Regions from separate parts of the Homo sapiens genome. Here regions 2 and 3 are each linked to region 1. The links are chromatin loops, found by intact Hi-C in ENCODE. Cell type or tissue: psoas muscle. All regions are shown on one strand. Each heading gives the region's core, and the rest is flanking DNA. Links, peaks and the distances in the headings are about the cores only. Region 1 overlaps SCFD2 (sec1 family domain containing 2). Region 2 has its middle 280 kb from the start of USP46. Region 3 has its middle 180 kb from the start of SPATA18.

The links. A loop is a pair of places that touch in the nucleus more often than their neighbours do. Peaks named below come from ENCODE experiments on the same cell type or tissue, not always from the same donor. Only the 100,000 strongest peaks of a DNase experiment are listed, where the experiment ranks them.
Region 2: a loop joins it to region 1, with 10 times the contacts of the local background. A loop is called at or near these places in 88 of 110 quality-filtered maps.
Region 3: a loop joins it to region 1, with 4 times the contacts of the local background. A loop is called at or near these places in 64 of 110 quality-filtered maps.

What each region holds. Positions count from the first base shown.
Region 1 is chr4:52,978,102-52,988,662 of GRCh38, forward strand. The region is part of intron 5 of SCFD2 (sec1 family domain containing 2); the gene reads right to left. Among named protein-coding and RNA genes, the nearest start is that of SCFD2-AS1, 56 kb to the left of the region's middle. In psoas muscle, for the core only: CTCF peaks have their summits at 4,675 (motif pointing left) and 5,661 (motif pointing left); no DNase peak of the experiment used is centred there.
Region 2 is chr4:52,370,806-52,381,366 of GRCh38, forward strand. No RefSeq gene overlaps it. Among named protein-coding and RNA genes, the nearest start is that of USP46, 280 kb to the right of the region's middle. RefSeq lists enhancers at 6,345-6,893, 6,894-7,441. In psoas muscle, for the core only: a CTCF peak has its summit at 5,502 (motif pointing right); no DNase peak of the experiment used is centred there.
Region 3 is chr4:52,230,247-52,240,807 of GRCh38, forward strand. No RefSeq gene overlaps it. Among named protein-coding and RNA genes, the nearest start is that of SPATA18, 180 kb to the left of the region's middle. In psoas muscle, for the core only: a CTCF peak has its summit at 4,392 (motif pointing right); no DNase peak of the experiment used is centred there.

The DNA.
Region 1 (10,561 bases), core at 776-8,775:
TTAATTACTTGTGGAGAAGGTGAAGCATGGAATGAAAGGAGAATTGTGGAGAGGGCAGCAGGGTAAGCAAACAGTCATCATAAGTGAGGAAGATACAGAATCTGGAGCTTGGAGGACAGCAGGCCCAACAGAGAAGCTGTGAACACAGAAAGTCACTCCCAGAGCAAGGGACTGTGCTCGCAGGTCTAAACAGAATTCTGCAGGATGCTGGCCCTGTTCTCCCAGTGTTTGATGCTACTCTCTGATGACCCCCTAGGCATTTCCAACAAGCATTCTAATTAGCATCTGCTAGTAAGGCCTGAATTATGTATATCTTAGCCCAACCTCCTCATCTATAAAATTGAAGTAATGTATCTTTCAGGGTTGTTGTGACTATTACATTTCAGTAATACATGTGAAGTATGCAGCACTTGGCAATGATTAGGACTCAGCAAATAGTAGTTATTACTGTTATTATAAAATAATACAGATGGTTTATTTCCTTAAGGTTTGTTTTTAGATTGATTTCCTAAATATTGGATGTTCATTGTGATTAGTTGTTTTGGAAAAATAAAGAGGCATGTTTTGCTTTAAAAAATGAAGAAAAAAAAAAGAAAGGAACAGTAGATAAACTTACCTGTGACATTGATCTTAGGTAAAATGTATGCTTTACAGAGCAAGCCCCAGAATATAGAATCAAGGCATTCACAACTCTGGCCCCCTAAGAGTGAAGCAATACTAAAAATGTGGCATATTTGATAAGTATCACATATAAGGTAAAGCAGGGAAAAAAATTAAATCCCTAAGAAAAATGTGTTTAGCCAGTGTAACCTGTTGGACTGGGTTTGTTATTGTTGTTTTGTAGAGATGGGGTCTTGCTATCTTGTCCAGGGGTCTTGAACTCCTGGCTTCAAGTGACCCTCTCTCTTCAGCCTCCCAAGGTGTTGGGATTACAAGCATGAGCCAACACACCAGGCCTTTTTTTGGGGGGGGGAGTAGTTAAGAGCAAGATAAAATAGAAAATACATAATTGGACCCAAAACAGGCTAAGAAAATGATCCTGCCATACTCTAACTGCCTGTTCCCAGGAGGCTTTTCCCAAGGGACTCCCAAGACTCCTAAGAGACCTCTACAGATGGGTGTGAATAATACACCAGCGGTGCAGGTTTTCTAGGGGCTGATGCAATGACACAACCCACTCTTTTCTCTCTCTTCTATTTGAGGGTGCTCTGAGCTTGTCTTTACAAAAAGATCCATATACAAATATTTTTTCTTCTGTGTCATTAAAAGTTCACACTTACATGCCCTGTGATGAGTATTTCAAATATATATATATTAATAAAATGAAGTGCTTTTTCACAACTATTAGGAGACTCCATTTTTATGTACCGTATTTCACTGAAAAGGTGTCTTGGGTGATTGAAATCATTAATTCAGAAATAACAAGGTCAGTCTTGCCAAACAGAAGACTGCAATAACACAAAATCAACATAGGATTCTGACATTTATCCTGGCACTGAACTGCACTGGGCTATGTTATTAGGAACACAGTTTGAGTTAATTGGGATTAACTCAGTAAATCCCAATTATTTACACTCATAAAAGGATGAAACACACTTAATAGGACAAAATCACTAATCTGAAATCATGTTTATTTTCCCTTTGGAAAGCAGTTAGAGACACATATCCAGAGACATAAAATAATCCGAGTTGATTCCCCACCCCTCTTATTTCCCCTCTGCACACCTACCCAGGCCAGAAACCTAGCAGTTAATCAAGTCCCTCTTTATTGTCCTTACCCATGAGATCTCTTGTTCCCCAATATCTGTCACCAGTTTCTTCTCTGTTCCCCTCATTTAGGTTCTCATCACCTCTGGATTACCTCTTGTCTTGTTCTGCTCAGAGCCATTGCACAGCACAGGTCCAAGGGGGCACTGTGTCATTTACACTGACTACAAAGTGAATGGTGCCCCTTGGGGTTGGCAATATAATGGCCTTGCCACCTGCCTTCCTTCATTTGCCCTCTTAGTCATCTTTTAATGCAAACATGGTAATGGTGTTCCATTTCTTAAAATCTTAAAAATTAATGGAAATGATAATGTTGAAGATGATAATAATAACGGCAGTTACATGCCACATGCCATGCACAATGCTACCCAAGCATTTTACATTTGTTAATTTGTTTAGTTCTTACAGCAATTCTATGAGGCAGGCACTATGATTATTCCTGGTTTACAGATGATGGAAGAAGGTTCAGTGTTGAGTAATTTGCCCAAGGTCATACAATTTCTATGGCTCCTTTTCACTTGGAGGTGGAATAACCGTAGTTCAGAGCATGACTCAAACAGTGGCTTACCTGGGCTGAAACCTCATCAGCTGTTGAGCATTATATGAGTTAGATCATGTAAAGTGGTTTTAGTGAGGCCCCCAAGTTAGCTCATGTTGTTATTATTAGTATTTCAGGATACAGCTCAAATTTTTTGGAGAGAATACGAGACATACAAAGTCCTTCATGACTTGGTGCCTGCATCTCTTTCCAGCTTTGTCTCTGGCCACAGACACTTTTGTATTTCAGTTGTTTCCCCAAAGGACACTGCTGATGCACTTCTGGTTTCTCTGCATACCAGAATCCTCTTCCTGGGACACTGTTTTCTTCTTTGACAGGTAAATATTATTTACTCATGACACTTTGTCTGATCCCTCCATGGTGACAGAAGCACTTTGTTACCCCAAAGCACACAGCGCCTTCTTCTATTACTTCACCAGGTTTCTGACATGATATTTTTGCATATAGATCTTCCTGCTGGACTGTGAGTTCTTAGAGAGCTGGGCCCAGCATTTGCTTATTACATAGCCTATATTGGTGTAGTGCCTGGCATCTGGAAGACACTCAGCAAAATGCACAGAACTGGATTGAACTGGCATGGGGTTGGCTCAGTTTATAAATAAACTGAATTTTAAAAATTCACCTTCATTTTCTGCGGTCCACTGATTTAAGAGCATCTAATTATTTATTATCTGCTATAGGCAATGGAACAATTCTAGTTTGGATGTCTGACAATCTGAAATTAAAAACTTGACAAGAGTGTGCTGCTGATGAGAATAGTATAAACCTTGAAAATGCACTTATAATAAAGGATGGTTAGAATGCCAATGAACATACAAACTCACATGGAGCTGGTAAATTCAGACAGAAACTAGTGAGAGAACAGTAAATTTGCTTTCTAAGAAAGATGAAGTCTCCTGCCCTGCTTTAATTTTAGGCTTTAAGCATTCTCACAGGGTATACACATCCCTCTATTAATTGAAAACATTGCTGGTTAACATGTATGTCTCAGTTTCAAAGCATTTTATAGTTCTATACTATACTTGGAAAATATTTTCCAATGGGCCTGTGGCTAACCTTTCATATTATGTCAGGGTCAGTGCTGAGTAGAGGGTTATTAGAAGATAAATTCAAGAGAACTGCTATTTTTTTTTCTAAGAAAACAGGAAGGTCATTGCTAGAAAGGATCAAGGTCCTTATTTTAGAGGAGAAAATCAAGGCCCAGAAGGTTAAGTGACTTCCTGAAATCACACAGCTTTCAGGCAGGGGCAACACCACACAGGAAGGCCCCGAGTCAAAAAGAATTTGGAAGGGGTACAGGGTGAGCCAGGAGAGACGGTCAGGGCTTAGAGAGCCACTACCAGGGGTTTACATTATATTCCAAGATGAATGGGCAGCAGTTGAAGGATGTCACACAGGGAAATGCTAGGATCTGGTCTGTGTTATCAAATATAAATACACTACTACTGTTGGGAGGAGAAAGACCAGCTGGAGGTTCTTACAGTGTGCAGACATGTGATGATGGGGGCCCAGGTGAGAATGTGACAGTGGAACTGGAAAGAAGGAAATGGATTTGAGATGTATTTTAGAATTAGAATCAAGAGGACTTACGGACAGTAAGGAAGAGGAATGGATCAAGGATGACTCTTATGTTTCTGGTGTGGGTGGATAATGGTACTGTTTATAAGCTGGAAAGATATAAGAACAAGGAACCAAGATTCTGACTTTGGACATGTGGTTATGGGAGGCTAGAAGTGGAAGCCATACAATGGAGGCTGCACTGCATGGTGTCTGTCACAGCATAAGCATAATGGTGGTGGTTATTTTCACTGTAACTCTCTCCATCACCCGAGTAGAGTTACTATGGCCAAGGGGAAACAGATCAGAATTGTGATGTAGTTTGTACACGGGCTAGTTTGACTGCATAATGAATGGTAGACACATTTATTGGTAAATTGATGCAGATGTCTTGAATGTTGGGTATAAATAGGCATTCATTGAAATCACACTGATTTTGATGACTCTTCTACATAAGTAGTCAGAGATCTGCTTTGAATTACAGCTATTACTGATGACCTAAATCTTATGCAGAATTTGTTACCAAATTTTTCTACTCCAAAGTAAGCAGTTTTGACTTATAATAAACTACTTATCAGTATAAATACTAGCATTCCTATTGATAGCTTATTGTTTGGATGTTATTTATCCAATCTCTAAAAATTGATTCATTTATAAGATAGTTCAAATTGTCTTCCACTGTCAGTGGAAACTGAATATCACCTTAAGAGAATATGCCTGATACTGTTTTGAAGCATGTTGATTTTCTACCAGCTATGTGCTCAGACACTCCTCTACTGCTCTCTAGTGTCCATAATTACTCAGCAGACCTTTAAGTTTGCACATGTAGCAATCCACTGGGGAAGAAATAAAAACCTTTATCTATACTTCATCCCAATTTATTTTGGGAGATGTACATGCCATAAGTAGTCAAAATAATAATCCACCTGGAGCAGTAAATATTTTCAGAAAATCCATTCTCATGGATTTCCAGTGGGCATTATTTACAATCATGATTCTCTAACCTCTCAGAGAGGTTATTTTTATTGAGTTCCAATGTGAACTACTTGGTCCCTTGGTTTGTTGTGCTGGCTTTTGACAGTGTTATGGTTCAACCTATACAAGGTATTGTTTCAGTGCCTTCACAATAGACCTGGATGCTTGCCAGATAACATAATCTACAAAGTGCACAAATAAAGGAACAGAGGGGCACGATAACTCTTTGCCTAGCCACATGAGAGTACCAGATCTGATAAAACCAAATTCAGCGTTCAATGTATATATTTGTCATTTCCAACACCCATAGAATAAGATTTTAAGGACGGATACAACTAAACATCACAGTACAGCAGAGAATTGTGGTGATATTTATGACTCTTGTGTTAAGTGTTTCCAAGAGAAGGAAAGCCACATTTTAAAGCAGTCAAAATAATTTAAAAGCTGTAATTGCGTGTGTATATATGTATGCACAAATGTTCAAAGGAGATGTATTTACCTTAGTTTAGTGGGGATTTATCTCAAATACCAAGATCTAAATTAAGCTGCTTGTTGTAGTGGGTCTTACAATATACTTAAATAAAAAATAAATAAATAAACTGCTTGAACAGCCTACATTTTCTAGACAAGTGCTATTTTTCTTTATCTACAGAATAAAGTGGTCTGTTCCCAGTTCCAGGAGCTGAGAGCTCAGTTTCCAGGCCCTCTTCAGTAATTTGCCTATTCTAATTTATAGAACCTAACAATTCCCATGTCTAAAACTGTGAAACCCATCTAGATAATGAAAATGGTGCCCTCTGCTGGAAAGAATCAAGAGGAACTAGAGTGACAAACCCTCTCCTTTCTCGTGTTGGTTTCATTACCTGGAATATGGAAAAGAAACATTTATATTTGTTTTAGGAGTTAACCTAGTATCCTTGCCTACACCCTTCTTAAGATAGATGCTCCATCAATCTCTTCTATCCTGGAGAATTTAGGCTGTTTTGCCAAACATTTCTTTTCTGAAGAGAAAGCCTCACCCCAAATATTGACTCCCACATAGTTTTTGACTGAGTAAATAGGGTTATTAGTTTACCACTTCTCTGCAAAGCAGTTGGAGTACCTGTGTACATGAAGGAGAATGTAAGAGAATGGTGGATTGTTCAAAAAGCATCTCAAGCCTACTCATTGCCCCTGCCAGGTTCCCAAACAGGAAGCCACTAGGGTGGTAAATATAACCCCAGTGGGTGAGTTACTCCAAGGGCACCTTTTGTAAAACTCTGGAGGCTATATTGGATATATTCATAGTGAAACAAAAGGGTTGAAGTTGAACATTTACAATATTAAAATCACTGACATAACAAAGTGAAGAATTTGAGTGTTGTCTTTAATAGGAACTTTTTCTGCTGCTCTATAAAATAAAGACCTCAACACTGTGCCACAAAGCCATCATTGTCAAGGGTGTTCTATCAACACTGCTATGAGGATCCAACCCACTTTTAATTATTTATCAGGGAAACAAAAGAGTCACAAGGTGACTGACAGTGGAATCAAATGCTTTCCAATAGGACTAGACTCATAAAAGAGCTTACAAAGGTTTAAGTTCCTCTGAAGCCAGGGCCCCTTTGGTGTATATGTGACCTAAGAGTGACCATTATATAATAGAATGAATGGGAAACTGCCTGTTCACCATGAATCCTAAACAAGTCTAAGTAGTTCTTCTTGTTGAATCATCAACGACAAATCCTTAGGTCGGCAGAGGCCTGAAGTCATTTGTCATCCAAATATAAGGGGAGAGAGGCACATAAAGCCATGTGCAATGTTTAACCTCAGGTTCCAAGTATTTAATTTTGAGTCCTCTTTTCCTCATGGGCTGTCTTCAACTTTCCAAAACAACTTTAATGAAATGCAGCTGGATTCTGTACCTTTTCCAATAATGCAGGAGACAGGAAAAATGATTTTGCTTACTTGCCTACACTTTTTATAAGCTAAAGTGTGAATGAACTATCAAAACCTACTGAAACTTATTAAGCTGAATTCTGTCACCAGTAACACATTTTATAGCTTTTAAAAGAAAAGCTATGGGGAATTTTGAGTAGGACATGGGTATTTAAAAACACAGTTCGCTCATTTAATTGGGAGCTGTACAGCTAAGCTTCAGACAATTTAAGTTTTAAAATTTCTCTTGGGGTTTTAAGGGTATTGATCATAAAATACTTATTTAATACTGTTTGACTGTGTGACTGCTCCTTCGCAGTAAGGGTCATCCTTGCCCTGCTCCCTCCCAGGTATGAAGAGTGGGACATGGTATTCAGCATGTGTTAGTGAAAACACAGAAACAGCCAGCATTCTTCTGAGTACAGTTTTAGGACCTTTCTGCTGCAGTGAAGTCATTTTGGTTATTTCCAGTAAATATTTATTTCATTTGGCACCATGCTTAGCTCCTTATTTATTAATTAGCATTATGTTTCATTCTAATGCTAAAATAGAAGGCTTTCAAGTTATTGAGGATCCCAAATGCATTTATAATAAAATGCTAATATCATCTTTGTATCTTTGGGGATTTTGGTGTTGATAAATTTGAGGGTGTTTTGGAGAGGTTTCTAGCACCATATAGCAGCATATTATAAAACCATGGCAGTTTTATTCTATTAAGAAATCACACCCCCAGACGTATCTGAAAAACTTCCTTTGGAAGATTGCAAAAGGCCAGATGCAAATTTTTTGCTTAAAAAATTAGTCCAGGAATATAAATATCAAATGTTTATGATTTTAGAAGGTCCAAATATCTGTCTGGAATTCTGGGTTGAAGTTAGCAGGTTAAGGTCAAGTTTTTTTGAAAGTCTCTCCAAATATGCAACAGATGACACTGCAATTCCAGCTGTGTTCACCTATTCTTAGAACAAAGCCCTACATGTACTAGGAAATTTCCAATCAGATAAGAAAAACACCAAAGAGAATGGGTAGATTGGTGAGGTGCGGGTATATGGACATTTTTTTTTAAGTGCTGAACAAATCGCCAGGAAATAATTTCTTCGAAGACACTGAGAGGACAGAATTAGCATACAATTCCTTTACATATTCTGTTTTTGCACCTGTCCCCCTGTGACGTCGCAGTCAAGCAGATCTCATGTTAACCGGCTCCCTGGCTTTGGTAGGTGCCTGGGGCTGGAGGCTGGCTTCCACCTCTTCCCTCCAGAGCTGAGCCTCTTTGCCCCGTGAGAATTACCTCCCCACCTTTCTTCCCTCTGCCCGTTCCCTGAGCAATTTAGAGGGGAAAAAAGGGTAAAGTTTTTTTTTTAATAGTCATCGAGTATATGTAAGATTTTAAAACTTGTATCCTCCACTTTGGGTATTAAGGGAAAGCTCAATGATAAGAATCTAATTCTGCAACGTTTGTGGCTAATAATGACGGTGCAAGTTCAAAATTACTCTGAGCTTGTGATAGAAGTCAATAAGTATTCTCTCAGCAACTGTTGTGGGCTGGGTGTTACAGGGGATGAAGAGAGAAGAAAGACACTACCTTCATCTCAAGCTTAGGATCTTCATGAAATTTTTTTTTTTTTTTTTTTTTTTTTGAGACGGAGTCTCACTCTGTTACCCAGGCTGGAGTGCAGTGGTGCGATCTTGGCTCACTGCAAGCTCCGCCTCCCGGGTTCACGCCATTCTCCTGCCTCAGCCTCCCGAGTAGCTGGGACTACAGGCGCCCACCACCACGCTCGGCTAAAATTTTTGTATTTTTAGTGGAGATGAGGTTTCACCATGTTAGACAGGATGGTCTCGATCTCCTGACCTCGTGATCCACCCGCCTCGGCCTCACAAAGTGCTGGGATTACAGGTGTGAGCCACTGCGCTCGGCATGGGATTCTTAAAGTACCTAATTTAAGTTTTTAAATTTCTAGACTACAAGAAAGAATTCAGTAGTTGTGGTAAATGAGGTTAAGATTCTAAGCCATATGATACTGACAATATTTGAACATTTTTATCTATAAAATGGGAGTTTCATGTGGCTCAGCCCTGGTGAGAATTTAGAGCTTGATACATAATGTTCTATAATTTTTAGTTGCAAAATAACAGTAGTTTGAAAGGATTTTTTTTATTATTTTTTTGAGACGGAGTCTCGCTCCGTCGCCCAGGCTGGAGTGCAGTGGTGCAATCTTGGCTCACTGCAGCTCCGCCTCCCAGGTTCACGCCATTCTCCTGCCTTAGCCTCCTGAACAGCTGGGACTACAGGTGCCGGCCACTGCGCCCAGCTAATTTTTTGTATTTTTAGTAGAGACGGGGTTTCACCGTGGTCACGATCTCCTGTCCTCGTGATCCGCCCGCCTCGGCCTCCCAAAGTGCTGGGATTACAGGGTTGAGCCACCGCACCCGGCCTGAAAAGATTTTTAAAATAAATGACCTATGTGTCACTCCCTTTCTTCTTTTGTTGTAGTTATTTAATATCATTTGTTTTTCTAAAATATAAATGAGTAAACTTTCATTTTCAAATGGCCATTCCTTTCTTCACAAACTTTCCGCCTCAAAACAATGCTTTTCTAGATCTTGCTCTCCTTTTCATCTCCTTTTCCTTGATGTCTCCAGAGTACAGACTCCTCTGGAGTGTCTCTTTAAACAGAGTTCATGGAAAGGTGAGCCATTTCACCAAAGAAAGGGGAGAGTAGAGGACTGGCAATGTGCCATTATCATCAGAGCCTCTTGTAAATCAGAATATGTGATAAGTTCTTCACTGAACTAACTCCAAGCAGTAGTATCTCTGTTCAGATTCATTTATCTTGATTTTTTTCATTTACTTGACTTATTTTTGTGCTTTTTACATTGTTAACTGAGATGGCAATGGTACACACAACTATTCTGCTATCCACAAAAATAAAACAACACATAAAACGCCGCAATGCAATTCCCTCTCATCAAACTGATCCACTGTAATAGCTAGGGTGTCATTTCCCCCATGTGGAGGAACTGCAAGTGAGACAGCACAAGCAATGGGTGTCTCAGAAGATCCTACCAAAGTGCATATGAAGAGAAAGTGCCAGGTTGAAACGTCTGCGAAGATCAGAGAGTGTGACACCAGCTCATTACAGTGTCAGACAAGTAAGGACTTTCCAGTGCTTCCCTAAACTCTAACCTTGCAGAGGTCAGAACCTACAATTCATCAGCTGTGGGAGGAGAAGGAGAAACCTTATGTGAGGGAGAGAGAAGGAGCCAGACACACCTCCCGTCATCAACTGCAGCACACAGAAGCTGGGAGAGAGAAAATGCGTTAACTGTAAATCACACTCCGAGTTTTGACTATGACATGGAGTTGGACTTACAAATTAGCAAATTAAGACTGTTTGTATTCCTTAAGGATGAACAGAAAAGTTATGGCCTCACCCAAATATTCATCCTGGGGTAGGGGAAGAACTGGATCCCATTGAATAATTTAAAGAAACAGTGAAAAACAAAATAATGTTGCTTTAGGACCTAATCTTACGAACCACATTTGTCCAATGTCCTGGTTACACAGCTTAGAGGTCTCTGTGTCCTTGGGCTCCAGAAAGGCTTTAAGTTTGAGTGATGAAGTCTGAGGGAGAATGACCGCTGCTGATTCTTAGGTTTTCGAATGTCAAAAAATCAGGCTTCAACCTTCGAGACTCTTCTTTTTATAGTCTGGATCCCCCTTAATTCGTTACCTCAACCATCAGGTACAGATGAAGACATTTTCTGAGGGACGCCAAACCT
Region 2 (10,561 bases), core at 1,442-9,441, 610 kb before region 1:
TAACCCTGTGGGGACAGTTTCACTTCCAGTTAGAAGGAGGCTCCCTGGAGCTCCTATTTTACTAGTGAGGGCAGCACTAGAGGTATCTGGCTTCCAGAAGTGCCAGAGAGTCACAATGTCAAGTTCCTGGCGGGGCCGCGGTATTGGTAGGACAGTGGCCGCAGTGGTTTTTCCAGTGTTAGGCAGGGAAGCAGTGGCATTGTCCTTCTCAAAGCATTCTAGAGTTGGTTTGTTCATCCCTCCTGAAAGCCTAGCCTCAAGTCTCCCAATATTCTTTACCAAAATCATTTCCTGCTTAGTTAGTGGCAAGTTTCTTATGTATAACTAAGAACCCTAAAAATTACAAATACCTACTGTAAAGGAATATTTTTAGCCTTCCAGGAGCCTGAGAACCATGGCTGGGCAACGTTGTTGCTAGCTAGTCTCGCACGTGGAGACTGAGCACAGGACTGCTCTGCCCATCTGCTTATCCCCATCCAGGAAACCCATCACGTGAAGTGGCCCTTCTACCACTCCCTGCGCTCTGGGTCTCCAAAGCCCTCATTGTTCTTAACATGATAGGTTTACCCCCTCCCCCGTATCAGTGGCTTTCAAAGTCTGCTATATGACAATCAACTGGGGAGCTTTTAAAAAACACTAATGCCCAGGTCGTACTCCATACAAATAAAACCAGAGTCACTGGGGTGGACTCCAGGCATCATTAACTTTTAAGCTCCCCAGGAGATCCCGATATGCTGCCAAGTCTCAGAACCAGTGGTCTAACCAGTGGTATTCAAACTGTGCTCCCCAGACCAGCACTTCCAGGGAGCTTGTCAGAAATGCAAATCTTAGGCCCGGCATGGTGGCTCAAGGTTATAATCCTAGCACTTTGGGAGGCTGAGGTGGGTGGATCACTTGAGTTCAAGACCAGCCTGGCCAGCATGGTGAAACCCCATCTCTACTAAAAATACAAAAATTAGGCAGGTGTGGTGGCGTGTGCCTGTAATTCCAGCTACTCAGGAGGCTGAGGTGAAAGAATCGCTTGAACCTGGGAGGCAGAGGTTTCAGCGAGCTGATATCAAGCCATTGCACTCCAGCTTGGGCAACAAGAGGAAACTCCATCTCAAACAAACAAACAAAACGAAAAAACAGAAATTCAAATCTCAGGCCCCACCCCAGACCTACTGAATCAGAAACTCCAGGGAGAGTTCACTACCCCACAAGCAGCAATCTGGGTTTTCATAATCGCCCTCCACGTGACTCTGCTGCATGCTCAAGTCTGAGAACCACTGGACTAAATCACTCCCAGGCTGAAATTTAGGCAGTTATAGAATGTACTCTTTCTGGCCATTTGCTTAAGAACACTTTTATTCTTGCAATTAATATGTCATGATGCAAATTTCTACGTAGAGAGAATTTTTCATGTGTTCCAGGGTGGATACAGACTGCAAACCAACTTTATCCGTGCCCCCACTCCCCAACTCAAGATCAGAGTGAATCCATTTTTTAGAAAAGTCTAAAATATCTATTTCATGATGTTTATTCAACCAGACTGTGTGGCTTCATTTTGAAAAGTTGAACTGAAAAAAAAGATGGGATGATTAGCCTTAACCAGAGACTTGAATTACAGCAATGAAACACATAAACACACACTTGACTTGAATTATAGCAATGAAACACATAAACACACACTTGACTTGAATTATAGCAATGAAATACAAAAACACACACTTGTGCCTGCATGCACATTCCCACACACATGCACATACTCTCTCTCTCTCACACACAATTCCATGAAGTGAGTATTGGCTGTCCCTAGCAGCACTTGTGGATCTCAGGGACAGGAAGAAATTGGTGGTTGACCAGGAGAGACCTAATATGCAATACTGTATTGCTTGGCACAAAAATCATACAGTCCCAGGTGAGGAAGGATTATCCTGTGACCTTTTTTGTGTAAGAGAAGATTAGACAGACCTGTCTTCAAAGCCAGCTTCTGACACCTACCAGCAGCAAAATAAGAATAATCATTTTGATCCTGTAGTAACAAGTGCTATCAATAAATGGTTTTATGGTTGCTAACTTTATTATTGCTATTCTCATCATCATGGCAGTGGCCACCTGGAGTTCTTCTAAATACAGTCGCCCTCTTGAGACTTGTAAGCACAGAGAAGGATGACCTCATCAAACTGATTTTTCTATCCAGTCCTGATAAAGGGAGGCTTCAAGAAAGCCCGAAAGAGAGGAGAGGTCTGATAAATTTTAAGCACAACTGTCTCCTCTCCAGGCTCCAAAATAAAGTAGAGCACCTGGGCTTCAGGAAATCGTAGAAGAGAGTAATTGCTTTAAGAATGTTATGTCTCTTTTCTTTGTGATATGCTCATTTTTTAAAGTAACATGATGAGTAACAGCCAACACACTAGTGGAAGCCTAAAGGGAGAGAGGAGGTTGCAAGAGCTTATAAGTAGAGAAAGCAAAATGCAGGGGTCTCAGAAGTGATGGTTAATAATCACAACTAACATTCATTAACTAGGCACTTACAATTTGCCAGCCACCCAAAGGACTCCACCTAGTTTTATCCATATATAATCATGAGCCCCATGTTTCAGATGGAAACCGAGCACCGGATGGCTAAATAAACAAAGTGAATGTGGAAATTTGAACCTGAGTTTTCCTGGCTGTGGAGTTACCACTCTTAACGTGCCGAGCAGTGAGGGGTGACCCCTATAATTAGAACCGCTGGAGTCCTTCTTGCCTCTGCTATAAAGACACCATCATGTCCATTGCCATGTTTGGGGGTGGATATGATGGTGTAGGTGCAGGCTCAACTTCAAATGGAAATACAGAAAAATAATTGCAGCATATTGCAATTAGTGTCATCCTGGGGATGTCTCAATGGGAGCGACAGCTGAGCTGAGACCTGAAGGAGTTACCACTGATCAAGAGGGGGCAGAAGGGAATTCCAGGCAGAGGGAACAGCCAGCATGGATGCCTGGAGGCCTGCAAGTATGGCCCTTTAGTAAGACTTAAGTGTTCAGTGTGGCTAAAATGCAGACCAAGGGTTTTGACGTTACCATGGCAACTGAGGAGTCATTAAATAATTTTAAATAAGGAAGGGTCTTGATCAGATTTGAGTTTTAGAAAGATTGTTCTGGCTGCAGCCTGGAAAATGTGCTGGGTTTGGTAGTTGCTGATCAGAGGCAGAGAGACCATGAACAAATAAGTGTTGAGAATTACTATATGCCCATCATTGTTCTAGCGTTGCACTCTGTGGTAAACTAGGCAGCTTGAAGCATGCTCTCCTGGAACTCACATTCTAAGGGTGGAAGGAAAACAAGCAAGTTGCCACAAACACAGAGGCTATGGAAATTGTTCAGGTAAGAGGTGGAGGTCCTCCCTCCTGTGCTTCTCAGGCTATCTACAGTATAGGGAAGGATTAGATTTCCCTAGCTCATCCCAGACCCATATGTGATCCTAATGGGTGTGATTAGTGCACCCTCACACAACATGGGACCCACCACTCAAGTCTGACAACACATGAACTGGACTTTCTTTATTCTGGGAGACACGTTCATTGATTCTGTGTGTAGATGTTTGCAATAAAAGTTTCTAGAGCTCTACTCTCAATTACTTTCTGTATGTTTGTTTGTTTTGTTGTTTTGTTTGTTTGTTTTGAGACACAGTCTTGGTCTGTCACCAAGGCTGGAGTGCAGTGGCGCAATCCTGGCTCACTGCAACCTCCACATCCCGGGTTCAAGCGATTCTCCTGCCTCAGCCTCCCGAGTAGCTGGGACTACAGGCATGCACAACCATGCCCGACTAATTTTTTTGTATTTTTAGTAGAGATGGAGTTTCGCTATGTTGACCAGGCTGGTCTCAAACTCCCGAGCTCAAGTGATCCGCCCGCCTCAGCCTCCCAAAATGCTAGGCTTGCAGGAGTGAGCCAACATGCCTGGCCTCAGTTACTCTTAATCAGGGTGGACTGTGATGCTTCTCCCTGAGATAGAAGCGGATCTGGAGGAAGGCACAGCATTGGAGATATTGACAAGATGGGCAGCTGGTGGAATACAAGAGATATCTGAGCAGGTGAGTATGTGGGCTTGAATTTTAATCCATGAACAGGTGGGAAGTGCAACACACATTGTCATTTCAGTTCCTTCAACTTAAATATGATTCTGATTCACTGTCCTACATCTTAGATCAACTTGTGTAGATGGTAAAGTTCATTGGAATTGACTCACAGTGAAAAGCAAATACTGTTGCTAACTGAATTACGTTGGAGTGCCTACTGAGAATGTGACAGGGAAGGGAGGAGGGAGGAACAGATCTCGAAGCTGCATGGTTCCTGGGATACACAGCGTGATGGACTCGCTCTTGCTGGTAGGAAACTGCATTTTCCCAAAAGGCCCTGACTCTCCAGGGTGAGGTCCTTGGTCTGAAACCCTGAGCAGAAATCCTTGTTCCAGTAGCTGCAGTAGCCCAGGAAGCAGCAGCAGGCCCTGACTTTCTCGTGTTGGGCAGCCTGCTCCGTGGAGTTGGTCTCAGTGGTCTTCCTTCTGCTCTTGCAGCCAAGTTCTTGGGTTCAGGGGTTGGCTTTTAATGGCCTTCCGCCCTGGAAAACGCACCACCCCGGAGAAGCTCTGAACAGAGGCACTTCACAGGCCTGTCTACCCCCAAAAGATGTTTTTTTAACACAGATGGCTTCCAGGGGAAAAGGGCACACAGGCTTTCACCTTGAATCGGGTGCGATTGTGAAGACTGATCCCCAGAGACTTGGCCCTCCCCACCTCCCACCCCCTTCTATCTTCCCTCCACCACCTCATCCCTGGAGGCTCTCTGAGGACCAGTCCAGGCCACACCCTAGCTCTATGGTAGGAAACCCATCAGAGGGTTGCAAAGTGCCTCGCTGTCACCCCAAATTCAGTGCTAAGTGCAGTGCTGGATGCAGTCGCAGACCCTGACATGCTAAGGAGATTGAAGGAAGATTGTGACCCATCACTAGTCCATACCACCAGCAGTGCATGTTGATAATTTCAGAAATCAAATGATCTGGGGAAGCACCATTATAGTATATTGTATTTGTGTGTGTTAAAAAGACCAATTAAGCTGGACGTGGTGTTGCATGCCTGTGGTCCCAGGTACTCAGGAGGCTGAGTGGGAGGATGGCTTGAGCCCAGTAGGTGGAGGCTGCAGTGAGCTATGATCACACAACTGCATTCCAGCCTGGGCAACAGGGCAAGACCCTGTCCCTTAAAAAGTGTTAAAAATTAAAAAATAAAAAAAAAGACCAATAAGCTAAACATGTTTTAAATATCACAATTGCCATTTCTTCATTAAAAAAAAAACCGAGAACCTCAAGTAGTGAAACTTGTCTGACATTGTCTTGTCATCTAGGACACTTGCTTCTCCCTCACCCACCCATCCCTAGAAACTTGTCCATTGATCTCCTGAGTTAAACAGGAAAAAGAAAAAAGAAAAAGAAAAAGAAAAAGAAAGCAATAATTTGACCAGCAGGGGGCAGCAAGAGACAAAAATAAAACAATCGATTTAGCTTCCCCAGCCCCCAACTTTGCCTGAAATTCTAGATTAGAATGGTTTAAATTGGGAAAAGGATGGTGGAGGAGTGGGGATGGAATCCAAACCACAGAATCCAAATTCATAAAGTTAAGTGGATGCAGAACTTGCTAGAACAAGATTTACAGAGGACGATAGCCAGACAGTCATTTTTTTTTTTCTTGAATTCTATGGAAGAAGGCCGCCCAGCAGATATTTAAAGAGAATCTGGCTGTCTTTGACGATGTCCACGAACTCAGTAACATACATGTTATTTGGGAAATATCCTATAGATAAAGATGAAAGAAAGTGGTTCCCTTTGAAAATTCACCCCACCGTGAATTGAAAATGTGGGTCTCACTACGGGGCAGGAGTACCTGGGCAGCTGGGGTGTCTGGCATCCAGCCCTGGGCATCTCAGGACCCACCTGACCAGGTGAGGAGAAGTGGAAGACTCTGGGAAGAAAGATGGGTGGGCCTTGTGGTCCTGGATGGAATCTCTTACTTCCTGATGAATCCTTAATGTGTATTAAAATGTCAACCCTGATACAAAGAAACGTGGACCCTAAGGAAGAGAGTAAGAGGACACAGAGAAGGAAATTGTGGTCGTGGGAGGCTTCCTCATGGGAAATGTTTATTTGGGGTCCTTGGCTGAAATGGTGGAATTAAAAGTCCTGTAGCCTTCAGGACACGTGAGCTTGTGCCTATTACAGGGACTCTGTATTAGTTTCCTAGGGCTGCCATAACAAAAGTACTACCAACAGGGTGGCATGTGACAACAAAAAATTATTCTCTCACGTTCTGGAGGAGAGAAGTCCAAAACCAGTGTGTTGGCAGACCACGTTCCTCCAAAGCCCCTAAAGAAAAATTATTCTGTATTAGTCTGTTTTCAAACTGATATAAAGTACTACCTGAGGGCGCGGGGCCAGGATGGGTGGGTGACTAGAAACAGCCCTGATCGGAGGTTCCATCAAAAAGAAATATAATAAGTGTGTGAGTGCTTCACTGGCAACCAGGGTATCCAGGTTCTCTCATCAGAACTGACTAGGCGGCTGGAGTGATCCACGGAGAGGAAGGAAGAGCAGTGTTGTGTGGTGGCCCACTTAAGAGCCTCCCAGGGCCGGGGAGTGCCCACCCCCGCCAGCCAAGGGAGGCAGTGAGTGAGCTGCTACCCGGCTGGGGAAACAGTGATTTTTCCATGGAACTGCCCAACTCATGGATCGGAAGATCCCACTTGGGAACCCACACCACTAGGGCCTAGCATCCCCACCTCAGACCCTCGCAGATTCTCATCAGCCTCTCAGCTGGAATCTGCTTAAGCCTACGGAGTTTGGAGCTCGGCGGTCGGGGGGTGGTGGTGCGGAGGAGTGACCAGCACCACAGCTGTGGCTACCTGCTGTCTAAGCCCTTTGAGCTCCTCGGGGGAGGGGCAGCAGCCAGCACTGGGACTCACAACAGCCTAACACGCTAACCTTCCTGCGCTGGGGAAGGACAGCCTCCATCTCTATAGCTCCAGGCTGTGCTTTTCTCCTGCTGGAGCCAGGGAGGCTGGACAGCTTGGTCCCAAGATGTATCCCCCACAGCCCAACACATCAGCTGTGGCAGACTGTGGCCAGAGGTTTCTTCAGGCCTGACCCTGACTCATCCTTCCTCACTGGGTGGGGGTTCCCTGCAGGAACTCCAATAACTCCAGCCAAAGACTCAGGGACAGAACCTAGATCTCCCTGGGCCTGAGCCCCTAGCGGAAGGGGTGGCTGCAGTCTCTGTGGACCAGCAGACTTAGCCTTTCCTCCTGGTAGTTCTGAAGGATCCAGGCAGCCCAGATGAATGGGTTTCCCCCCAGCGAAGCACACCCCTTCCACCAAGGGATAGTCAAAGTGCTTCATTAAATGGGTCTTGTTCCCCATGCAACCCAACTGGTGACATTCTAAAAAAGGGATGTCAGACACCCTATACAGGAGCGATCCTATTGGCATCAGGTCAGTGCCCTTCAAGGTCAGAGATGCCAGCAGAAGGAGCAGACATGCATCTTTGCTGTTCTCCAGCCTCTTGAGTGACATCTCTAGGTGTGGAAGTGAACCAGACCAATAGGGCCTGAAGTGAACCCCCAGCAAACAACAGCAGCCGTACAGAAGAGGGACCTGACCATTGAAAGAAAAAGAAACAAACAGAAAGCAACAACAGCAGCATCAACAACAATAACAAAAAAAAAAAACCCATAAAAACCCCATCCAAGGATCAGCAGCCTCAAAGATCAAAACTAGACAAACTCATGAAGATGCAAAAGAATCAACAAAAAAAACGCTGAAAACCCAAAAGGCAAGAGTGCCTCTTCTCCTCCAAATGATTGCAATGTCTCTCCAGCAAGGGCACAGAACTGGACAGAGGATGAGATGGACAAATTGACAGAAGTAGGCTTCAGAAGATGGGTAATAAAAAACTACGCTGAGATAAAGGAGCACGTTCTAACCCAATGCAAAGCAGCTAAGAACCTTGATAAAAAGAGGAATTGCTAACCAGAATAATCAGTTAAGAGAGGAACATAAACGACCTGATGGAGCTGAAAAACATGGCACAAGAACTTCGTGAAGCATACGCAAGTATCAACCGAGCAGAAGAAAGGATATCAGAGTTTGAACACCATCTTGCTGAAATAAGGCATGCAGACAAGACCAGAGAAAAGAGAATGAAAAGGAATGAAAAAAGCCTCCAAGAAATATGGGACTTTATAAAAAAAACCAAATCTACAATTGACTGGAGTACCTGAAAGAGATGGGGAGAACAGAAACAAGCTGGAAAACACACTTCTGGATATTATCCAAGAGAACTTCCTAAACCTAGCAAGAGAGGCCAAAATTCAAATTCGGGAAATACAGAGAACACGACTAAGATACTTCATGAGAAGGTCAACTTCAAGACACATAATCATCAGATTCTCCAAGGTTGAAATGAAGGAAAAAATATTAAGGGCAGCCAGAGAGAAAGGCCAGGTCACTATGCTTTACCTACAAAGGGAAGCCCATCAGACTAACAGAAGACCTTTCAGCAGAAACTTTACAGCCAGAGGACAATGGGGGCCAATATTCAGCATTCTTAGATAAAAGAATTTTCAACTCAGAATTTCATATCTAGACAAACTAAGCTTCATAAGTGAAGGATAAATAAAATCCTCTCCAGACAAGCAAATACTGTGGAATTTTGTTACCACCAGGCCTGCCTTGTAAGAGCTCCTCAAAGAAGCACTTAATCTGGAAAGGAAAAACTGGTACCAACCACTGCAAAAACACACAAAAATATGAAGACCAATGACACTATGAAGAAACTGCATCAACTAGTGTGCAAAATAACCAGATAGCATCATGATAACAGAATCAAATTCACACATAAAAATACTGACCTTAAATGTAAATGGGCTAAATGCCCCAATAAAAAGACACAGAGTGGCAAATTGGATAAAGATTCAGGACCCATTGGTGTGCTGTATTCAGGAGACCCAACTCATGTGCAAAGACACACATAGGCTCAAAATAAAGGGATGGAGGAAAATTTACCAAGCAAATGGAAAGCAAAAAAAAAAAAAAAAAACAGGGGTTGCAATCCTAGTCTCTGACAAAACAGACTTTAAAATGACAAAGATCAAAAAAGACAAAGAAGGGCATTACATAATGGTAAAGGGAACAATTCAACAAGAAGAACTAACTATTCTAAATATATATGCACCCAATACAGGACCACCTAGATTCATAAAACAAGTTCTTAGACTCCCACACAATAATATTGGGAGACTTTAACACCCCACTGTCAATATTAGACATATCAACAAGACAGAATATTAAGAGGGATATTCAGGACTTGAACTCAGCTCTGGCTCAAGTAGACCTAATAGACATCTACAGAACACTACACCCCAAATCAAAAGAATATACATTCTTCTAAGTGCCACATGGCACTTATTATAAAACCGACCACATAGTTGTAAGTAAAACACTCCTCAGCAAATGCAAAAGAACTGAAATCATAACAGTCTCTCAGACTACAGTGCAATCAAATTAGAACTCAGGATTAAGAAACTCACTCAACCACACAATTACATGGAAATTGAACAACCTATTCCTCAATGACTCCTGGGTAAATGATGAAAATAAGACAGAAATCAATAAGTTCTTTGAAACCAGTGACAATGAAGAGACAACATACCAGAATCTCTGGGACACAGCTAAAGCAGTGTTAAGAGGGAAATTTATATCACTAAATACCTACATCAGAAAGCTAGAAAGATCTCAAATCAACACCCTAATATTACAAGTAAAAGAGCTAGAGGAGCAAGAGCAAACTAATCCAAAAGCCAGCAGAAGACAGAAAATAACTAAGATCAGAGAAGAACTGAAGGAGATAGAGACATAAACCCCGCTCCAAAAAAATCAATGAATTCAGGAGTTGTTTTTTTTAAAATTAACAAAATAGATAGAATGCTAGATAGATGAATAAAGAAGAAAAGAGAGAATAATCAAATAGACACAATAAAAATGATAAAGGGGATATCACCACCAACACCGCAGAAATACAAACTACCATCAGAGAAGACTACAAACACCTCCACGCAAATAAACTAGGAAATCTAGAAGAAACTGATAAATTCCTGGACACATACACCCTCCCAAGACTAAACCAGGAAGAAGTCAAATCCCTGACTAGACCAATAACAAGTTCTGAAATTGAGGCAGTAATTAATACTCTACCAACCAAAAAAAAAAAAAGCCCAGGATTAAATGGATTCACAGCTGAATTCTACCAGAAGTAAAAAGAGGAGCTGGTACCATTCCTTCTGAAAGTATTCCAAACAATTGAAAAGGAGAGACTCCTCCCTAACAAATTCTATGAAGCCAGTATCATCCTGATACCAAAGCCTGGAAGTGACACAACTAAAAAAGAAAACTTCGGACCAATATCCCTGATGAACATTGATGCAAAAATCTTCAATAAAACACTGGCAAACTGAATCCAGCAGCACCTCAAAAAACTTATCCACCATG
Region 3 (10,561 bases), core at 776-8,775, 750 kb before region 1:
AGGAAGAGATTTGCTGGGCCTTGTGAGAAAAACAATAGGCAAAAATATGATGATAGATTGGTTTAGGAGGAAGAAGCTGGAAAGAAACTTCTAAATTTATAATCTTGAGGGATTGTAAAGATGATGGTACTGTTGACAACAATGGAGAAATTTGGAAAGAGATGCCTGTTTCTGCAGGAAAGACAGGAAACTTAGGCTGTGTCAATATGGAAGCAACAAATTGGCCATGAGAGCTGAGCTCACTATGGCCTGTGCATTTGACAGATGGGCTGCAGCTGAATCAATCGTGATGCTTTGTGAGGATATTAGAGGTGTCTGAGATGTCCCGTGCCATGGTCTAATGGTTTTGCCACCAATGAACACACCACCATTTAGTTTGGGTTTGTTATTGGGGTTCTGCTTCATCCTACCGGCATGTCATGTGTGAATAATCTTGGAGAACAAAATGATATATTGAGCTCTCATACATATACATCTCCAAAGTTTAAATCAATATGTACTTTCATAAGAAAATAGAACTTGGCTGAAAAACGTGATGGTTTTATTTTGATTTGTATCATCTAATATCATGAGATAATAACTTTAGCCAACATTTATATAGTGATTGCCAGGGATTATTATAAGCCCTTTATGCAGGCTAACTCACTTAATCATCACAACAACCCTATGTGGTAGGTAATATTATCATCTTCATATTAAGGTAGAGAAAATTGAGACACTGAGGACACTAGCGGTCTCAGGTTGGATTCAACAGGCTTCTGAGACAAAGAATTGTGTGCAAATGATTTATTAAGGAAATCCTCCTTAATAAAGGTGCATTTTAATAAAGGGGTGAGGACGGGACCAGTATAGGAGAGGGGAGAACAGAAAAGAGAAGAGGAAGAAGGCAAGTAAGGAAGCAATGGTGACAAAGTCTTGCAGAAGGGAGTGTCAGTCTAATCCTGCAGGGGAGCTGTAATGTGTAAGTTATACCTCAAAGTCACCCCATTCCAAAGTAGGAGAGCTAAGCTTTCATGCCTGAAAGTCATTAGTTAAGAGTTGTCTGCCCCAGGAGGATGTACCTTTGGCTTTTTGCACCTATTGGCAAATTGGCTCCAGTTGGTCTAAAGCAATTCTCCAAAGAAGGGCTGCAGATACTGCCTTTTGGATGCAAAAGCACAGTGAAGGTGGAGGATGGATGGGGGAGACATTGCTCAAGAAGGGTAAGGAGGAGACAGACTCTTGCAGAGGATGACACTGTTGGCCTCACCAAAGCTTCAGGGTCCCAGCAATATCTGTCACATAGTTCTAGGGGATCAATCAACCAGACTGATTTTTTTTGTTGTTGTTTTAATTTTTCAGTTTGACTCATCTTCATACATGCAGATGGATCTAAGATGTGTAAATCCATGTGTGTACACACACATAGACATAAGCACATACATGCGATACATATGCACTGAGAAAATGCAGAGCTGATGCAGCCCAGATGTTATTTGTCAGATATCACAAACTGGTATGAGTTGAATGCAGCCTACAGCCATTCTTGATTTGGCCCTTTCGGAGTTCTTAGAAAGTTGAATTAATAGCCAATATTTTAAAAGTTGGGAGATGTCAATCAAAACTCCAGATTCCTGACTTCTCCCCACATTCATGCCTCACATAATTTGCTGGAAGTGAGTCGCAGATGATGCCTCTTGGAACAGGGCATGTGCTGCCCAGTTTGCCACATTCTTTATGGCCCCTGCTTATCATTCAGACATCATCACTCTACTTGGCTTCTGTGAACATTTAAACTCACAACTCTTATTATATGCAATTTCTTGAGCATTTCCATTCTCATTTGTTTCTCGAGACCAACAACTCATGCCAGATAGTCATAACTTCTTTCTCATTTCTATTTCTAGGTTTTGTGCTAGGTTTTGATACACTTTGAGGGAAAGTATACTATTAGGTTAATTCTGTCAATGTAGACAGCAACCAAACCAGGTGGCTGTTTAAGCTAGAATGACCTGGGTTGGCTTCTACATTGATGAGACTAATGCAGCAATTGCCAAACTATTCCTTTGCTTATTATGCCAGGACTTCTATTGGCACAAAAGACAAATGTTAAGCATAGACAACATTTGTAGATGACAAATTCCAGTTGTTTACTGCTCAGATAAAGATGCCCTAATCAATCTCTCAGCAAGTTCTAATATGTTCATTTTCCATGTCAAAGGCTATGAAATAGATATGAAAATGAAATCCTGAGTTGGATGGGAGTTTAAGTAAATTATAATTTTCTGGGAGTTTAAGTAAATTATAATTTTCTGGTTAAGCAAATAATTATATTGTTTCAGCAAATCATCATTTCCCCTGTATTAAAGCCCTTTTTCTTTGCTTTTAGCATTCCAATGAAAACATGTCTTAATGGGTCAAATATTAAAACTGAATGCCTGGAAATATCATAAGTTCTAAACACCTTCCATCGCAATCTCATTTTAAATTTTCTGGAGTGTTCTTTTGAACATTTTTTCTAACCAACTCAACATAAAATGATCAGATTTTTTAATGAGCTATTAAAAAATTTATTTTTCTTCAGGATGTTGAATGCTGACTACTGGTCAAGGAAGAGCAAATGTCTGTTCTCTTTGCTTGCTTTTTTTCTGAGACAGAGTCTAGCTCTGTTGCCCAGGCTGGAGTGCAGTGGCACGATCTTGGCTCACTGAAACCTCTGTCTCCCGGGTTCAAGCGATTCTCCTGCCTCAGCCTCCTGAGTAACTGGGAGCCAACCACCACGCCCAGCTAATTTTTGTATTTTTAGTAGAGAGGGGGTTTCACTGTGTTGGCCAGGCTGGTCTAGAAATCCTGACCTCGTGATCCTCCCGCCTCAGCATCCCAAAGTACTGGGATTACAGGCGTGAGCTACTGCGCCTGGGCTGCTTGCTTTTTAAGTTTTAGTTAAAGGAGCTGAGATTATATTTTTTAAAATATATGAAAGTAGACTAGGTGTGGTGACTCACACCTATAATCACAACATTTGGGAGGCCAAGGTGGGAACATAATTTGAGCCCAGGAGTTTGAGACCAGCCTGAGCAACATGAGGAGACCCTGTCTCTACAAAAGAAAATTAGAAATTAGCCAGGCATGGTGGCAAGCACCTGTAGTCCTAGCTACTCAGGAGCCTGAAGTGGGAGGATCCCTTGAGTCATTTGGTCTGGTCAGAAATCTGAATTGGAACTGCAGTTATCCCTAAATAAATCCTTTGAAACCCAAATGAAAACAAACATTCTCTCCCATAAAGTTATCTTCACTCCTTAAATGCAAAAATAGCTTTTTCGCTGGGCGTGGTGGCATGGCCCAGCTAGTCAAGAGGCTGAGGTGTGAGAATTGCTTGAACCCAGGAGTTTGAGGCCAGCCTGGGCAATATAGCAAGCCTCATCTCTAAAAAACAAACAAAGAAATCCCCCAAGATGCTGTCTCCCTGCAGTTATTCTTCTTGTAAATTATTCACTATTTGTTTGGATTTATTTGAACTCCTGCTTTTTGTTTGTTTTCTGTTTTTGCTGTTAAATGGAAAAACTTAAAATCAGATGCTTGGTATCTGCTACCAGCATAAAATAGACTAAGGAGAAAATCCTAAGACACCCTTTTGGATGTTTGTTTTCTAAAATCTATCTATCTATCATCTATCTATCTTTCCATCCATCCATCTCTCTGTATGTAGACTTGTGTGTGTGGGGGGGGGAGGGGGGTGGGTGTTTGTGTGGGTGTTTTTTTATTTGTTCAAAAAAGAAGGAAAAGGATATCAGGGACTCTGCAATGCTTTCCTAGTTGGAGTTCTTCCCTTTTGTATTTACTTCCAACTACCATTTTTGCTAGGGAACTTGATATTCCTAATTCGTGGTTTCATAGGCCAGTGTAGCATAAATCCAGAGAGACATTCAACTCTAATTTCTATGGGGTTAAGCTAAGACCCTGCCCCTTTCTCCTTCCCTTCTCCCAAATGAGGAGGATGTCCACATTTACCTTTGGAGGAGTCTTTCAGTGTCCTCTGAAGCTGGGAAGGCAGAACTGTGGGTGGAGAGGGGAGATTTGCAGGGAATCAAGGTCTGAGATCATAGAAGACTTGTTTTTGTCCTGATTCTGCCCTCAGTGGGCATGTCATCTTAGGAAAGTCACTAAACCTCTTTCTCTAAGCCTCTGTTTTCCCCTCTGTGAAATGAGATTGATAATAATGTTTCTGTTTTGCTTGCAGGGTTACTGTAGAGAGAATGAAGGAAGATGTTATATAAGAAAGCCCTTTGTTAAAGGACTTACTTGCTATGGTTTCCCTTGACCAATAACGATACATACATAGTTGACTTTTTAGGACATGTAATAAAAGACAGTAGGGTATCGCATTTCATAGATGATCATTATGCCTTTCTGCACTAGATGTCAGTAGAGCTCTATGATTCAAAAGGCTCCACTACCTGACCAGGAATAATCTGTTCTTGGAAAATTTTCCAAAGCAAACTCATTGTGTTTTTGCTTATTTTGCATTTCTTACCTAATGGCCATGAATTTGTGTGTCCTCGCCCTGCACCCACCCTCATCCACCCAACTAGAATTCCTCTTTCAGCACAATTTTCTGCTGTGTTGGAGCTTCTCTTTCTTCATTTTCTAGGGAAATTTCTACAAAAACCATTCTTTTTCAAGAGTTTGTTTAGACAATGTGAAAGCCAAAACAGAAAGTCCGAAGGCTATAGGGCAAACTCACAAAACAATTTAGAAGAGTTATTGCAGATGGATTTAGTGCTTTTAAAATTAAAGGTCGCTTAAAAAAAAAACTGTCTGCATTCATGTTTTTTTCACCATCCTGTTGTTGTTGCCATATTTTAGTTTTCCAGCTATGATTTATAATTTAAAAATAGAGCTGAAATACAAGAGTGGTGCTTTCCCTTACCCAGAAATGCTTAGCAGAAGAACCCTCTGTTTTTCAAAATGCTGACTTGTCTCTATAGAGAAGAAAAATAAATCTCTGAGAACCATAGCTCTTTTTGCTTCTTGGAAATAGCTAAAAAGTTCAAGCTAAAGCCTGGCTTTGGACCCATGTCCATCCTTTGGGGACAGTTATGTTCTTTCCAAAAAGTGCAAATTTACTTATGAAGCAGGTCCATGTTTTAACTGGCTTATTCGATCACAGCAGAATTCACTAATTTAATTGCTTCTTTGACTTTCAACGTGAAAATCATTTACCAGCATAAAAATTTTAAAAAGTGCAAGTTGTTGTTAGGATTTTTATCTAAGAATGAAAGGAACTTAAAGTGTCCAGTGTCTGAGATTTTCCAAGATGATCTCTGTTTTACATTCAAACATAGGGATTTAAAAGTTAAATTGCTTTGAAGTGAGACTGAACACCTGATTTATTTTCAAATGCCACTTTAAAAAAATCATTGACATCTATTTACATAAGGCTATTGCCAATTTAAAGAAAGACACAGAGGCAAAATTAATATAGAGTTGATTTGGGCCAAGGTTGATGACTTACCCTGGGAAACACTGGGAATTGCTTCAAAGAACAAAGGAGAGACTCAAGTTTTCAAAGAAAAAAGGACAAATCAGGAGAAGGGTTGATTACAAAACTTGTTTTTTAGGAATTCTCATTGGTTTACAGAAATAACATTGACTCCTGATTGGCTATACATTGTTGAACTATAGGGTGTGAATTATGATGTCCAGCACATAACATTGTTGGGTTAATTTATGGCTACTCAGTGGCGACGCTCAGTCTAGAGCCCATATAGCAGGGAGATTACTTAGCTCCAGGGTGAGGAGTGAGATGTGACTGCTGTCACATTTCATTGCCCCTCTGGGCCTGATCATTTAAAGGGGCTCACATTCTTTAAATAAAAAGTTTCTTTTATTTCTCACTTTTCAACAGTTTTATGTTCCACTCTGTGCAAATTATTGTTTTTTGAATGAAAATGAGTTAATCATTTTTATTGAGCATCTATTATGAGATAGGTACTGTGCTAGAAGTTGAAGATAAATAATGAGCAAACCTAGCTGTCTTGGAGCCTACAGTCTAGTGGGGAACAAAAATATAATCCAGTAACCACAGAAACAAATGAAAAATTGCAAATCTAAGCTCCCTCATCTTTGTTTCTGCTTATTTATTTTTAAGTACTTATCACCCTCTGACATTTATATTTATTTGTTTTTTTTTATTGCCTGTTTCCCATCGTAGAATGTCAGCTTCATAAAAGGAGAGATTTTGTTCTGTTCAACAATGTTTCCTGAGTACCCAGAACAGCATCTGACACAGGTGCTCCATAAATATTAGTTGAACGAAGGCATTAATAAGAAGTACTCAGTGTTATGAGATCCTAGACTAGAAGAAGTTGATCACATCAGCGAGGTTAAGAAAGGCTTAACTGCAGAAGGGATGCTTGAGTTGAGAAGTCAGCAATGACCAGGCTGAGAAGGGAGAGAAGACCATTCAAGGCAACATGGGCAAAGACCTCATGGCAAGGGGGAGCATGAAAAAGATAAGAAACAGAAAGAAGGCTTGAGAGGCAGAAGAAGAGAGACTGAGCAAAACAGGATTGCAAAGTGAAATAGGAAAGGAAGGGAGGGGCTAGACCTTGCAGATTCTCATAGGCAGAATTAAGAAGTTATCCTTATTCTAAAAACAATGAAAAGTCATTTGAGTTTTTTAAGCGGGGATGAGGGGTGGAAGGTGATGACTTAATTAGATTTGAAAAGATTACTCTGACTTCAGTGTGGTGAATGGACTGGAGGGTGGTCCAGAGTGGAGGTTGCAAGCCTGGCTAAAAGGCAGTGGTTGAATTGAGTGATGGGAGTAGTTTGAACTTGAGTGCTGGTGGTGAGGATTGGAATAGGTGGATGCAGAAGTCGATGAGTCCATAGCAATTTAAGAGGTAAAACCAATTAGACTAGGTGAAGTGTTGGATAAAGAGTGAGAGAGAAGGAGGTATTAAGGTTGAGCTGAAGTTTAGGGCTTGGACAATGTGGGATGGTGGTGCCATTCAATGAAATAGGAAACCCTGGAAAAATATGAGGTTTGGCAGGAAACATGATGAGCTCAGTCTTAGTTCAGTTTAGATAGGTTTCTTTGGGGCATCCAAGAGGATATATTAAGTTGAAGATGGTCTGAAGCTTGGAAAGCCTGGGCTGGGGCTACAAATACACGATCATTCCACAGATAGTAATTGAAATCGTGGGTTAGAGACTAGACTGGAAAGTGGAGAGGATTGTTTGATATAAAGATATCTGGTTTTAAAGAAAAGGATGAAAACACAGAATGCAGACAGATAAAGCTCTGACGTAAGTGAGTAGGCCTGGGCTATCCATGCCCACAGCTGAAAAGCATTAAATGAGATTTGATGCTAACTTGGTAGAGCATTCAATGAGCCACAGAGAGCAACCTATTAGACCTATCGGACCTTTCTAGATTCAAGCATCCCTGAGAATCAACTTCCTCTTCCTCATGAGACAGAAGACAAAATCTCATGGTATTTTCACCTTGATAAAGTACTTTTACCAAGCCCGTATTTTAAACATTATTTCTTTATAGTATGTGTATATATATTAAAAAATAGACCCACTGTTGTATTTAATCATCTATTAATTTTTCTTTCTTTTTTTTCTTTTTTTTCAGATTGTGATTTAGGTCTATTCTATTATTATTATTATTATTATTATTATTATACTTAAAGTTTTAGGGTACATGTGCACAATGTGCAGGTTACATATGTATACATGTGCCATGCTGGTGTGCTACACCCATTAACTCATCGTTTAGCATTAGGTATATCTCCTAATGCTATCCCTCCCCCCTCCCCCCACCCCACAACAGTCCCCAGTGTGTGATGTTCCCCTTCCTGTGTCCATGTGTTCTCATTGTTCAATTCCCACCTATGAGTGAGAACATGCGGTGTTTGGTTTTTTGTCCTTGTGATAGTTTACTGAGAATGATGGTTTCCAGCTTCATCCATGTCCCTACAAAGGACATGAACTCATCATTTTTTATGGCTGCATAGTATTCCATGGTGTATATGTGCCACATTTTCTTAATCCAGTCTATCATTGTTGGACATTTGGGTTGGTTCCAAGTCTTTGCTATTGTGAATAGTGCCACAATAAACATACGTGTGCATGTGTCTTTATGGCAGCATGGTTTATAGTCCTTTGGGTATATACCCAGTAATGGGATGGCTGGGTCAAATGGTATTTCTAATTCTAGATCCCTGAGGAATCGCCACACTGACTTCCACAATGGTTGAACTAGCTTACAGTCCCAGCAACAGTGTCAAAGTGTTCCTATTTCTCCACATCCTCTCCAGTACCTGTTGTTTCCTGACTTTTTAATGATCACCATTCTAACTGGTGTGAGATGGTATCTCATTGTGGTTTTGATTTGCATTTCTCTGATGGCCAATGATGATGAGCATTTTTTCATGTGTCTTTTGGCTGCATAAATGTCTTCTTTTGAGAAGTGTCTGTTCATATCCTTTGCCCACTTTTTGATGGGGTTGTTTGTTTTTTTCTTGTAAATTTGTTTGAGTTCATTGTAGATTCTGGATATTAGCCCTTTGTCAGATGAGTAGGTTGTGAAAACTTTCTCCCATTTTGTAGGTTGCCTGTTCACTCTGATGGTAGTTTCTTTTGCTGTGCAGAAGCTCTTTAGTTTAATTAGATCCCATTTGTCAATTTTGGCTTTGGTTTCCATTGCTTTTGGTGTTTTAGACATGAAGTCCTTGTCCATGCCTATGTCCTGAATGGTAATGCCTAGGTTTTCTTCTAGGGTTTTTATGGTTTTAGGTCTAACTTTTAAGTCTTTAATCCATCTTGAATTAATTTTTGTATAAGGTGTAAGGATAAAAAGATGTATAAAGTGATATTATTTCTTGAGCATTTAAATAAAAATCTTAAATAGGCAGTTGACCAGACACTTTAAAATTAACATTTATAATCATAGCATACATTAATTGAGGGGTTACTATGAGCCAAGTACAGTTCTAAGGGCTTTACAAGAATTACTTCTTTATTCCTGTGTAACCCTGGCAGGTAGTTAATATCATTCCCATTCGACAGATGAAGAAACCAGCACAGCAAGGTCAGGTAACTTGACCAAGGTCACACAGATAACAAGTGGTAGAGCCATGATCTGAACCCAAGAAGTCTCCTTTGGAAGCAATGTTATAACTACTGTGCCAGGCTTTATCAAAAATTTACCATGTACATGTTTTGTTTTGCATTTTGGAGAAAACACAGAACCTTTAGTAAGTCTCTTATGAACCACTTGGTGGTTTGCAGATGCTGGTAAGCATTAAAAATCTATTTAGGCCTGCAACCTGGTACCTGACTCAAATTCCCCTTGGATTGTCTGGGATGAAACAGCCCAGAAAGGCCCTGGATCCATTGTGGCTTGTGGAATAATACGTGATACCTTGACTGAGTTTTAATATAATGTTTTGGGGCCTGTTAGTCATAGTCGAGAGATCATTTTCTTGACTCAAAACAGGGGTGTGTCCAGACATGAGGGCACAGGAAAAACATTTAGTAAAATTCCCCTTAAAAAATGAAGGTGGAAGATTTGATGGTTTATGTCATTTGGCCAAACTTTGGAGTAGATGTTGCAGCCAATGTTTAAATAACACCTCCAATCCTAACAACCAAAAGGGCAGCGACCCTTTTTCTGATACCACTACTCTCAGGTGTTGATCTGTAGCCCTCCTCTGGGCACGATGGTGACATCATGCACTCTCGGGAGGCACAGGAAACCCACTGATCCTGCTCCTTTTCTCTGTGATTTTTCCTTTGGTTCCTGTTTCCTGCCACACTCCCTCCCCTTCATCACAGCTCTCAAATCCTGCCACGTCTGCTCACTCCTCCAGCCGCAGTATTTGGCAAGGAAACGAAAATGGAAATTAATTTGAATTTTGATTCAGCATAAGGACTTCATTTCTGATTTCTGGTCACTCATCATCTGATGAATGGTAGGAAGAGAAGACAGAAGAGTTTCTGAACAGTAGGCTAAATTTTGAGAGCAACCAGGATGACCTAAAGATTCTGTAATTCATTCCTAAATTTGTTCTAGAGCCTTCCCAATTCAGTAAAAATAAAAACTTTTAAAATGATAATAAAGGTTAATATTGATCGAGTGCTTACTGAATGCTAGGAACACCTGAATGTTTAATAAGTATTATGTCTTTTAGTCTTCACAATATCCCTAGGAGGTAGGTAACATGGTCTACCCTCCACCTCCTTCTTTTTCAGTTGAGGAAACGAATGCAGGGACAGGTTAAATAATTTGTCCAAGTTCATGAGGCTAGTTAATGTTGTCAAAAGACAAAATTACAACAAATGTAGTGTAAATATCTCAATTGGCTTTACTTGCAATTCTAGAATCAGGCAACATTTCATGCCACAACATAGAATAAGTGTTCCTTCCAATGAACTGGGCTAATGGGGTTGACATCAGGGCTGAAGAAAATGGAAGTAAAGAGCAAAGAGTGTATCAGTTCTTTCAAAGCTACTTTGCTTGCAAGTGGGGAAGAGGAAGACAGAACAATAGAAAAATAACTGATTA